Regions from separate parts of the Homo sapiens genome. Here region 1 is linked to region 2. A link is an interaction called in ENCODE POLR2A ChIA-PET data of the cell type or tissue named here. Cell type or tissue: MCF 10A. All regions are shown on one strand. Each heading gives the region's core, and the rest is flanking DNA. Links, peaks and the distances in the headings are about the cores only.

Region 1 (5,379 bases), core at 68-5,067, 82 kb before region 2:
ACTGGGTGAGGGTATACACAAACTTTGTACTATTTTGTAACTTTTCTGCAAATCTAAAACTATTCTAGAATTAAAATGTATTAAAAAACAGAGACAGGGAGGACAAACACAATTGTGAATGAACGCACCGAAGTGTACATACACATTTTTAAAAGTGAATTTATGAGATCAAATTCATTTGACCACAAAATATAAAACTTGCCAACTTCTTTTTACCCAAGAACTAGACTGATTAGTTATACCACAGTTAGAAACGAATTACATCCAGGATAAAGGAGGTAAGGCAACCAAACATTGGCTTAAAACATTGGTGGGTTTGCTCTGTTTTTTAATTCCCTCCCCCTAGTTTTAGAAGACATTCCTATTTCTCTAGAGATCAGTTGACATCCTATAAAGAGAAGACACCTTGCCTGCCTTCCCTTGCCTACCCATATTTGAACTTAAAAAAAAAAAAAAACAACAGGTAACTTTATATGCTGCTAATAATACCAAATAAATTCTTCGTGCTTTTCTAAAGGATTTCCATTTCCATATGTTCTTTTTTTTTTTTTTTTTCCGAGATGGAGTCTTGCTCTGTCACCCAGGCTGGAGTGCAGTGGCATGATCTCGGCTCACTGCAACCTCCACTTCCTGGGTTCAAGTGATTCTCCTGCCTCAGCCTCTGGAGTAGCTGGGACTACAGGCATGCACCACCACGCCCAGCTATTTTTTTTTTTTTGTATTTTTAATAGAGATGGGGTTTCACCATGTTGGTCAGGCTGGTCTCAAACTCCTGACCTCAAATGATCTGCCCACCTCGGCCTCCCAAAGTGTTAGGATTACAGGCGTGAGCCACCGCGCCCTGTCTCATATGTTCCTGATATCCACTAAAAAACTTACATGTTTTGCACAGCATCTTAGTAAATAAATTAACAACTGTATAGGAATGGGGAATGCACAGAAATCTAATCCTTTGAAGGGTTGAAAAAATAAAAAGCTTAAGTGTTGGAACAATGAAATAAAGAATCTTTGATATCATTATTTGTCTATTGGGAAGTGTGATCTGATTAACGAAATTTCATCATATACACAACTTTTCAAGACCGCGTCTGATCCTTAAAACAAGGTCTACTTCTATCTTTCATCTGTAAGAATCCAACTTCAGTCTTAGGTGTGGCCAAGAATTCCCTTTGGAAACAGACCGAGGCGAGAAAAGGAACTAGGTATATACCTTGTGAATGGCTCGGTCCATCAAAACAAGATAGAGGGAGACTCAGGCCAACTAAGGTATAGGGAATCCACCTTGCCAGGTCAGTTTGCTTGTCTTAGCCCAATGAAGAATCCACACAGAACTCGCTGTACTTAATCAGGGAGGAAGTTCAGCGGAAATGATTTCGACCCATCGGGTCAGTCTGATGTCAGACATACACCAGCTGTATGTGTAGCACTGGATTCTTCAGCACGAGAGCCAGGAGAGCTTGCTTCAGGAAACATGCCTGTTTTTTTTTTTTGAGAAGGAGTCTCACTCTGTCGCCCAGGCTGGAGTGCAGTGGCACAATCTCAGCTCATTGCAACCTCCACATCCTGGGTTCAAGTGATTCTTCTGCCTCAGCCTCCCAAGTAGCTGGGATTACAGGCACACTGCCACCACGCAAAGCTAATTTTTGTATTTTTAGTAGAGACAGGGTTTCACCAAATTTTGGCCAGCCTGGTCTCAAACTCCTGACCTCAAGGGATCCACCCGCCTTGGCCTCCCAAAGTGCTGGGATTACAGATGGGAGGCACCACTCCCAGCCAGGAAACATGCATTTTTTTAAAAGCTGTAATTCAAACCTTTCTAAGTCAGATTATATATATATATGTTATTGACTACACAATTTTAGATTTTTTTTTAATCTCAGAAATTTCTATCTCCATCTGTTGGGCTAAATGGTATGTAAGATTTCTTCACCTCATTCATTCTGTAACTCAATTTTAGGAAATGACCAAACTCATTCTTCCTTACTGAAAATAATACAAATGTCTATGTTAAGTTCATGGTAAATAAATTTATTCATGCTAATTGAATTAAATTTAATTCATATAGTGCAGTTTGGGAAAATGCAAAATTCTATAATGGATAAAGAAATAATTTTAAAATGATGTACTTACAAGCGTATACACATTTTTTTAAATCCCTACCCTCAAAGAAATTTTTAATACTGCTACATATGGGTGTTAGGGGTTGAAAGATTTTCAAATCATGTTAGGAATTAAATTAACAAGCCATGAAGTTCGATTTTTAAATCCCATTTCAGTGGCACAGAAGATGGCAGATGTCATGTGCTTTTTTAAAAAAAAAAAAAGAAAAAGAAAACAACTCATTTGGGTCAAATTTATCAAAAGAATATTGACTTCCAAACCAAAATTAATAGGTGCCCTTGAAAAAAATAACTCATCCTTAAAAGTTTTTAACTCTTCTGAGAGATAAATGAGTCATATTACAAAGAACCTACCTGCACATACTTTTTTTTTAAGTTCATCCTAAAACTTGTTTAAACAAGTAAGGATTCCAAATATTTGCATAGAGAGCCCTTCATCGGTGGTTAAAAAGAAAACAAGTTCTGGATTCTAATCCAAAGACGGACCACATGAATATGTGAACAATATTACCAAGATTTCAAGGTTTTATTTTACTACCTTTAAAAAAACATTTTTCTTTAAAAATAGGACTCCAAAACTAGCTGTCCTAAGGCATTAGCTTTACATGTGTTGCCAAAAATATTATTTTTAAAAATACAAGACAAGGTTGGGTGCCGTGGCTCATGCCTGTAATCCCAGCACTTTGGGAGGCAGAGGCCGCCGGATTGCTTGAACCCAGGAGTTTAAGATCAGCCTGGGCAACATGGCGAAACCCCATCTCTACAGAAAAAAAAACAAAAACAAAACAGCTGGGCATGAAGGCACACGCCTGTAAGTCCCAGCTACTCGGGAGGCTGAGATGGGAGGCTGAGATGAGATGGTTGAACCTGGGAGGCAGAGGCTGCAGTGAGCCGAGATTGCACCACTGCACTCCAACCTGGGCGAAAGAACAAGACCTTGTCTTAAAAAAATAAAAATATTCAGAAAGATAAAGGAAAAAAAGTTCATACTTTCAAAAAGATAAAGAAAAAACACAAAAAAACAAGACAAATATTTCAAAGAGGGACATTATAGGCAAAAACAAAGTTTTTAAATGAAGAGTTACTCTCTTTGTTTTATAAAAATACTTTTATAATAACTATGTTGCTCATTAGACACTTGGACCATGCCCCCTAACTTTGCCTTTCTTTTTGTTTATATATTTTCTCTCTAACTGGACTCCTTTCCTTCCTTCCTCTTTCCATCTCTCCCTTCCTCTCTCTCCTCTTCTTTTGTTCATTCAGTCAACACAGGCTCTTGTACATATGCCAGAAAGACTCATATGTCTCTCTGTTTTCAGGTTCACAGAATAATTACCTAGGAAAAACTCAGGAAATGTGTGTTAGGAATTATGATAGTTATATAATGCTTTAATATTGACCGTGAGGCCTATTTGCTTAGCTCTTTATAATTTTCAAAGCATTTTTCACATATACTATTTTGTTTGAGTTTCTTGAAAGGATCTTTCATAAAAAGAAAAATATATTTTTAATACTTCATTTAAGGATGATACTTTACCTCTAAGATTCACTAGCCGGGTACGGTGGCTCACGCCTGTAATCCCAACACTTCAGGAGGCTGAGGCGGGAGGATCACCTGAGGTCGGGAGTTCCAGACCAGCCTGACCAACATGGAGAAACCCCGTCTCTACTAAAAATACAAAATTAGCCTGGCGTGGTGGCGCATGCCTGTAATCCCAGCTACTCAGGAGGCTGAAGCAGGAGAATCGCTTGAACCTGGGAGGTGGAGGTTGCAGTGAGCCGAGATCGCGCCATTGCCCTCCAGCCTGGGCAACAAGAGCAAAACTCCGTCTCAAAAAAAAAAAAAATTCATTAAACACTCTCTATATACATCAGCTGAAATGCTGTGTTAGCCATCCTTCAAAAGTTCAGAACTTCAAAAGTTACAGCCTTCTGCAAGGAGTTTTCCATATCACACCTCTGCATCCTCTCCTCTCTTGCATTAGTTTAAACACACCTGGCTACCTGCTCCTGGAGAGCAAAGTCCCATGTCTTAGTCATCTTGGACTCCTACAAACACTTAACCTAACAACATAAATAAGGTTCGGCACACAGAAGGTACTTAATGAATGTTTGTTTGGCTTAGTAAAGTGGAAGAAAAACAAAGGCAAACAAAAGACCCATCTGAGGGTATTATGGCTCATCTCATTACCCTGATTTCAAAAGCTCAACCAGAGAGCACAGCTCTCCCCTCCCCATTCCCACTCCAGCAGTGAGCAAACATGGTGGATTTTTTGTCTCTATAGATTTTAGAAAGACAGCCTCCTTTGATCCTGCATTTTGTCTTCGCCCAGCAGCTACAGAAACAGTACTCTAATAAAAGTTCTGCTTCTTTTCCAGGCGGTTTTCTCGATTTTCACACTGTGTGTTTGGCAGATTGTGTTTGTGGGATAGTGGAAAACTGATCACATATCATTAACTTCAGAAGGACTTTGAAGTAGGGCACAGTTGGAGTCCACGCCCAGCTCAGCCACTTCCAGTTATACAGCCTGTGACCTTGAGCAACTTAAAGTGACATCCACTGGCAGTGCCTGGAGCTTCTGCCTCTGTGACAGGTAGAACACCCCCCTCCTGGGGCTGAGGTGAGGCTCAGAGGGGCACTGCAGAGGCGGAGACCTCACTTAGTGATAGCTCTTACTTGCGGAGGCTGCTGCTGTTGTTATGGTTCTGAAATTTCTTTCTTTCTTTTTTTTTTTCACGGAGTCTCGCTCTGTTGCCCAGGCTGGAGTGCAGTGGCATGATCTCAGCTCGCTGCAACCTCTGCCTCCCGGGTTCAAGCGATTCTTCTGCCTCAGCCTCCTGAGCAGTTGCGACTACAGGAGCCCGCCACCACGCCCAGCTAATTTTTGTATTTTTAGTAGAGACGGGGTTTCACCATATTGGCTAGGCTGGGCTGGAACTCCTGACCTTGTGATCCGCCCACCTCGGCCTCCCAAAGTGCTGGATTACAGGCGTGAGCCACCGCGCCCGGCAGAAATTTCGTTTTTGTGTTTTGTCTTTGCCCCAGTCCATAACTTTAAGGATGTCCTGCAGCAAAATGGAGGCGGGGTGATAAGAAAAAAAAGAGAAAGAGGAAAAGGAAGAAATGGATTGGGTATTAAGTGTGAGGCATTTCAGGAGTTCCTCAGGTTCCCTACAAGACTCAAAAATAACTGAGACAATTCACAGAGAGTGATACACTTTAGCAGCATGAAAGAAACTTATTGAGGGTAAGAAAATT
Region 2 (5,379 bases), core at 273-5,272:
GGAGAGCTTAGGCGAGATAAGGATTGAGAAGTGGCCAGAGTTTGGCAAGAATTGTTTCAGTAGAGAGATGAGGGTGGGAGTGGGCAGCCCGCAGTAGGTGGAGGAACCGTGGGGAAGACTTCAAGTCAGTGAAGTGAGGAGGCAAATGCCATCCTTGATGGTAGAGCAGCATCCAAGCCAGCCAGGGGTGGGTCGCTGGAAAGACAGATTGAGTCCATGGCTGCAGGAGGAGAATGCTAGCAGTTAAAAAGGTGAGACCCAACTAGGGGAACAGAAATGTGTAGGGGTTAAAGACCAGTGATTCTGGCTAGTAAAGGATCCTGAACCACCGAGCGCATTCATTACTGTTGCCCTTATTAATCTTAACCATTGATTATATTCACCCAGACAGGAAGCAATAGTTCTGTGTTATTTAAGTGACCAGTGAACATGAATTATTGAGAACTTACTATGGGCCATGTACTGGAGTTACAAATATAGATGCCTTCCCTTGAGTTTCTCATATCCTTTGAAATACCTGCATTGAAAAAGGCAGAGTAGGCCAGGCGCGGTGGCTCACACCTGTAATCCCAGCAACTTTGGGAAGCCGAGGCAGGCGGATCACCTGAGGTCGGGAGTTCAAGACCAGTCTGATCCGCATGGAGAAACCCTGTCTCTGCTAAAAATACAAAATTAGCTGGGCATGGTGGTGCATGCCTGTAATCCCAGCTACTCAGGAGGCTGAGGCAGGAGAACCACTTGAACCCAGGAGGTGGAGGTCACGGTGAGCCAAGATCATGCCATTGCACTCCAGCCTGGGCAACAAGAGTGAAACTCCATCTCAAAAAAAAGGCAGAGTAAACCTGGATTAATTTCCAAAGCATCAGAAACAGTAAGGAATGTAGATTTTAACAAAGTCTCACTTGTTTTTTGATATATCGGGTTCAGAGAAAAAAAAAGTCTCATGAAGTTTTGCCTTTACAATTTACATTCCCAAGATCTGAGGGGTCAAACAGAAATGAAGGCAAACTCAAATCTAGAGTTCTGTGAGAGTGGCATTTGGGTCAGGGTGGATGGAGAAATAGACCACAAGGCAGGGATGGGAAACTCGGGCTGGCAGGGCTATTGGGACAAGCTCCAAACCAAGCTTACATGGCCTTATGCCAGATGGATATGGATTACAAATGGGAAAACTGCTTTTGGTTTATTTGCTATATAGTTTTTGGAGAAAAAAGTGATTCGACTAAGAATACTAAAGGGAAATAAACTACGAGTGTTAACAGTGATTACCTCTTGGTGGAGGGATTAGGAGTGATTTGATTTTCTTCATAACTTTTCATATTTTAAATATTTGTGATGTAGAATACTAATTCTATAATCTTAGAAAAGATGCTATTTTTAGAATGCAAAAAAAAAAAAAAAAAAATCAAAAAGAGGCAGGATACCAGGAGTGGTGGCTCATGCCTGTAATCCCAGCACTTTGGGAGGAGAAGGCAGGAGGATTACTTGAGCCCAGGAGTTACAGACCAGCCTGGGCAACACAGCAAGACCTTGTCTCTACAAAATATTTAAAAAATTAGCTTGGCGCGGTGGCTCACGCCTGTAACCCTAGCACTTTGGGAGGCCGAGGCGGGCTGATTACCTGAGGTCAGGAGTTCGAGACCAGCCTGGCCAACATGGTGAAACCCCGTCTCTACTTAAAATACAATTAGCCAGGTGTGGTAGTACCCACCTGTAATCCCAGCTACTCGGGAGGCTGAGGCAGGGGAATCGCTTGAACCCGGGAGGCAGAGGTTGCAGTGAGCCGAGATCGCACCACTGCACTCCAGCCTGGGGGACAAGAGTGAGATTTCGTCTCAAAAAAAAAAAAAAAAAAAGAAAAAAGAAAAAATTAGCTGGGCATGGTGGCATGCACCTGTGGTCCCAGCTACTCTGGAGGCTGAGGTGGGAAGATCACTTGAGCACAGGAGTTTGAGGTTATAGTGAGCCTGTGATAGGTTTTGCTCTGGGAGCTGCACATTTGCAACCACTTCCTCAAGGAGATTCTGTAATAGTCCCATTCACAGACATTTTATTTTGTGCTTGTTTCTAAAAATTACTTTGAGTCATAGTCATTTACTCACCTCCATCGCTACGTGTTGACACGTGTGACAGCCAATCTGCTGTTTAATAATGTCTTTCTGCAATTAACCCTCCCACAGTGCAGCTGGGGGACGTGGATACGCGGTCCCCTCTCACAGCAGAACAGGGACGTGGGAAACTCATGCTCTTTTCAGCCATGGGTGGGAGTGCCCGGGCTCTGACTCATCCATGCACCAAACCGCTTTATCTCCTCCTTCCTCGCCCTACGCCCTCCCCATCTCGTCCTCTGTAGAAGCCAGGAGCTGAGATAAAAGTGGGCACACTGCTCCCCAGCTGCGAGGAGGCTGCGGAATTAGGAGCCAGCCTGGAACTCATAGCGCGACCCTGATAAGCTTCACGCATGCGCCATGACGTTCATCCCAGGCTTTCGGAGCCCTTGAGAAGCACTAATGTAGGAATCCTGCAGGCCCTAGGAAGTGATCTGGGCTTGTCAAAGTGGAGAAAACTGTGGCGCAATGGGGCCCAAGGTCATGATGAGTATCTTGCAAGGGGATGCTCCTGCAAGAACTCAGGACTTCTGTGTTATTTTTTAACTCTTCCATCCTCATCCTTCTTCCTGTTACTTTCTGGAATTCAGCTCATGTTTTCAGTAAGTAGGGGAAACATAACAATTCAGTACAAAATATGATCCACAAATAGACACCCACTACTTCCAGCAGCTTTTAGCAAAGCTTTTCCTCCCTAACTCTCCCAGGAGTATCTGATCTCTCAGGTTTTATTTCTTACAGTGCCAGCACCCTTTTGGAAGGCCATTGACTCACGTTGTAAGACTCTGTTTCCCAGACTTCAATGTGCATAAAAGTCACCTGGGATCTTATTAAGCTGCAGCACTTCATCCAATAGGTCTGGGTGGGGCCTGAGGTTCCGGATGTTGAAGAATCTCTCTGAGACTGCTGCTAGTCCACGGACCATACTTTGAGTGGCAAGGAGCTGGACCTAGGAAACCACCTGTAGACCATACTCCTCTTAATAAACGACATCTGGAACCTCACAGTTCCTTCCCTCACTTTCAGCTTTCTGGGAGATTATTCTGCACCTTAAATTATTCCAAGTTTAATCCTTCTGACTCTTTTGAGTCTTGCAAACCACGCTAATGTTAGCATATCACAGCACTGTGTAGAGGTAAGAAAATCATGTTTGTTTAAAAGCCTGTACTAGCTTGGGAGACAGTATTATCTCTGATTGCACTCCACACAATTAATAGACATGCTCCTTGAAGAGTAGTACCAGGTATAATTGTTTGCTAAGCAACATTCCAATGCAATAGACTGAAAAAAGAACAAAATTAATAGGAGGTCATTTGGGAGCAAAAAGAAAAATTACCTTTCAAAACAACCATCCAATGTGTCTCAAGTACATAGTCCAGGCATCTAAGAGGCTTTACACTATTGTTAGTGTCCAACATGACCTTTCGCCTCCACCGTTTTATTTATGGGCCCCGCAGTCGTCATGGCAACACTGATAACCAGCTTCTCAATGCCCAAGGAATGCCAGAGTCATCAAAGCACTCTCATTTTTTTAAGTCTTCCAGCCTGTCACCCGATAAACTAAAAGGCAGTTGAGGCTCGGAGGCACACTTTCTAAATAAGAGGGTAGATGGTAAAACAGGAGCCTCCCCTGACTGAAGACCTCAAGGCCCAGAACAGGAGACCATTACCAAAGGATGAGCCTCGGTTGCGCCCCTCTGGCACAGATACCAACTGTGCAGCCCCTAGGATAAGGACAACGTTTGCATCCAGCAGCATCTTACTGCCCACCAGCACCTCCTGAGATGAGTCTGCATGGTGAGGACCACGGAGACAGGGCTGTGAACTCATCCATCATGTTCCATCCCAAAGTGGGTGGAACAGGCGGTGGCTGAGGGGGCTCTGGTTTCATCTGTACCGCACATTTTCATTCTCTGCACAAACTCCTACAGCCCCACTACATAAAACTTCACTTCGTTCTTTAGTATTGGGAAATATTTCACCTGTACTGAAAAGTGCAGCTAATATTGCAAATATGTCTGTGCCAGCTTTATCAAACATTGATTTTGTTTAAAAGAAACAAACCTGTATGGGTATTGTTAATATTCTCTGGGTGTCCCTCCCAATCCTCTTTCTCTTCCTCTTTGCAGAGCTAACTATCATCTTGACTTTGCTATTTATCATTCCCATGCATATTTTATGCTATCGCTTCGTTATATAATAAAAATGTGTTATTGTTTTGCATGACTTTGCAGAAACAGTATCACACTGTATGCATCCACTTGCAAACTTGATTTTTTTCACTCAATGTTATGTTAGTGAGATGTATCCATGTTGATACATGTAACTCTAGTTCATTTTTTTTTTTTTTTTTTGAGAGGGAGTCTCGCTCTGTCACCCAGGCTGGAGTGCAGTGGCGCAATCTCTGCTCACTGCAACCTCTGCCTCCCGGGTTCAAGCGATTCTCCTGCCCCAGCCTCCCAAGTAGCTGAGATTACAGGCACCCGCTACCATGCCTGGCTAATTTTTGTATTTTTAGTAGAGATGGGGTTTCACCATGTTTGCCAGGCTGATCTCGAACTCCTGACCTCAAGTGATCCACCTGCCTCGGCTCCCCAAAGTGCTGGGGTTACAGGTGTGAGCCACCGTGCCCCGCCAAGTTCATTCATTTTTATTTGCTGAATAGTAATGCATTGTATGAAGAAAAATGATTTACTTGTTCATTCTCCCATTCAAGGGCATTTAAATTTCTTATTCTTTGGAGTCTAATTTGCAAACCATGCTAATGTTAGCACATCACAGCACTGTATAGAGGTAAGAAAGTCATACTTGTTTAAAAGCCTATACAAACTACGGAGACAGTATTATCTCTGATTGCACTCCACATAATTAATAGCCATGCTCTAATGGATAAGTTAGTTATTGCTTAAATTTTTCACTCTTTCAAATAAGGTGTTCACAAACATACTTGTAAATGTCTCCCTGTGCCCATGTCCCCAGGCTTCTTACCTAGGAGTGGAATTGTTGGGACACAAAGTAGGTATATCTTTAACTTAACTAGATGCCATCCTCCCTGGAGTTCTCAGTGTTCCTGAAAATTCTGGACCTTTTAAGGTCCAATTAATTTGCTCTTCCAACATCTACCAACTCACACTTCCACCAGCAGTAGGGAGAGTAGCTATCTCCTATCTCTCCACATCTTTACCAACACTTAGAATAGTCAGACTTTTTATTTTCTGGTAGTCTAGTGGAAAGCAAATTCCATCCCTACCCCTTTTATTAATTTATGTAT

What was found. ChIA-PET counts read pairs that join two places held together with the same protein. Peaks named below come from ENCODE experiments on the same cell type or tissue, not always from the same donor. Only the 100,000 strongest peaks of a DNase experiment are listed, where the experiment ranks them.
Region 1: POLR2A ChIA-PET joins it to region 2 with 10 read pairs; 10 of 35 experiments call an interaction of 5 or more read pairs at or near these places.

What each region holds. Positions count from the first base shown.
Region 1 is chr6:7,547,741-7,553,119 of GRCh38, reverse strand. The region is part of intron 1 of DSP (desmoplakin); the gene reads right to left. Among named protein-coding and RNA genes, the nearest start is that of DSP-AS1, 7.3 kb to the right of the region's middle. In MCF 10A, for the core only: no CTCF peak of the experiment used is centred there; a DNase peak (open chromatin) is centred at 2,559.
Region 2 is chr6:7,465,635-7,471,013 of GRCh38, reverse strand. No RefSeq gene overlaps it. Among named protein-coding and RNA genes, the nearest start is that of DSP, 73 kb to the left of the region's middle. In MCF 10A, for the core only: no CTCF peak of the experiment used is centred there; DNase peaks (open chromatin) are centred at 1,113 and 2,373.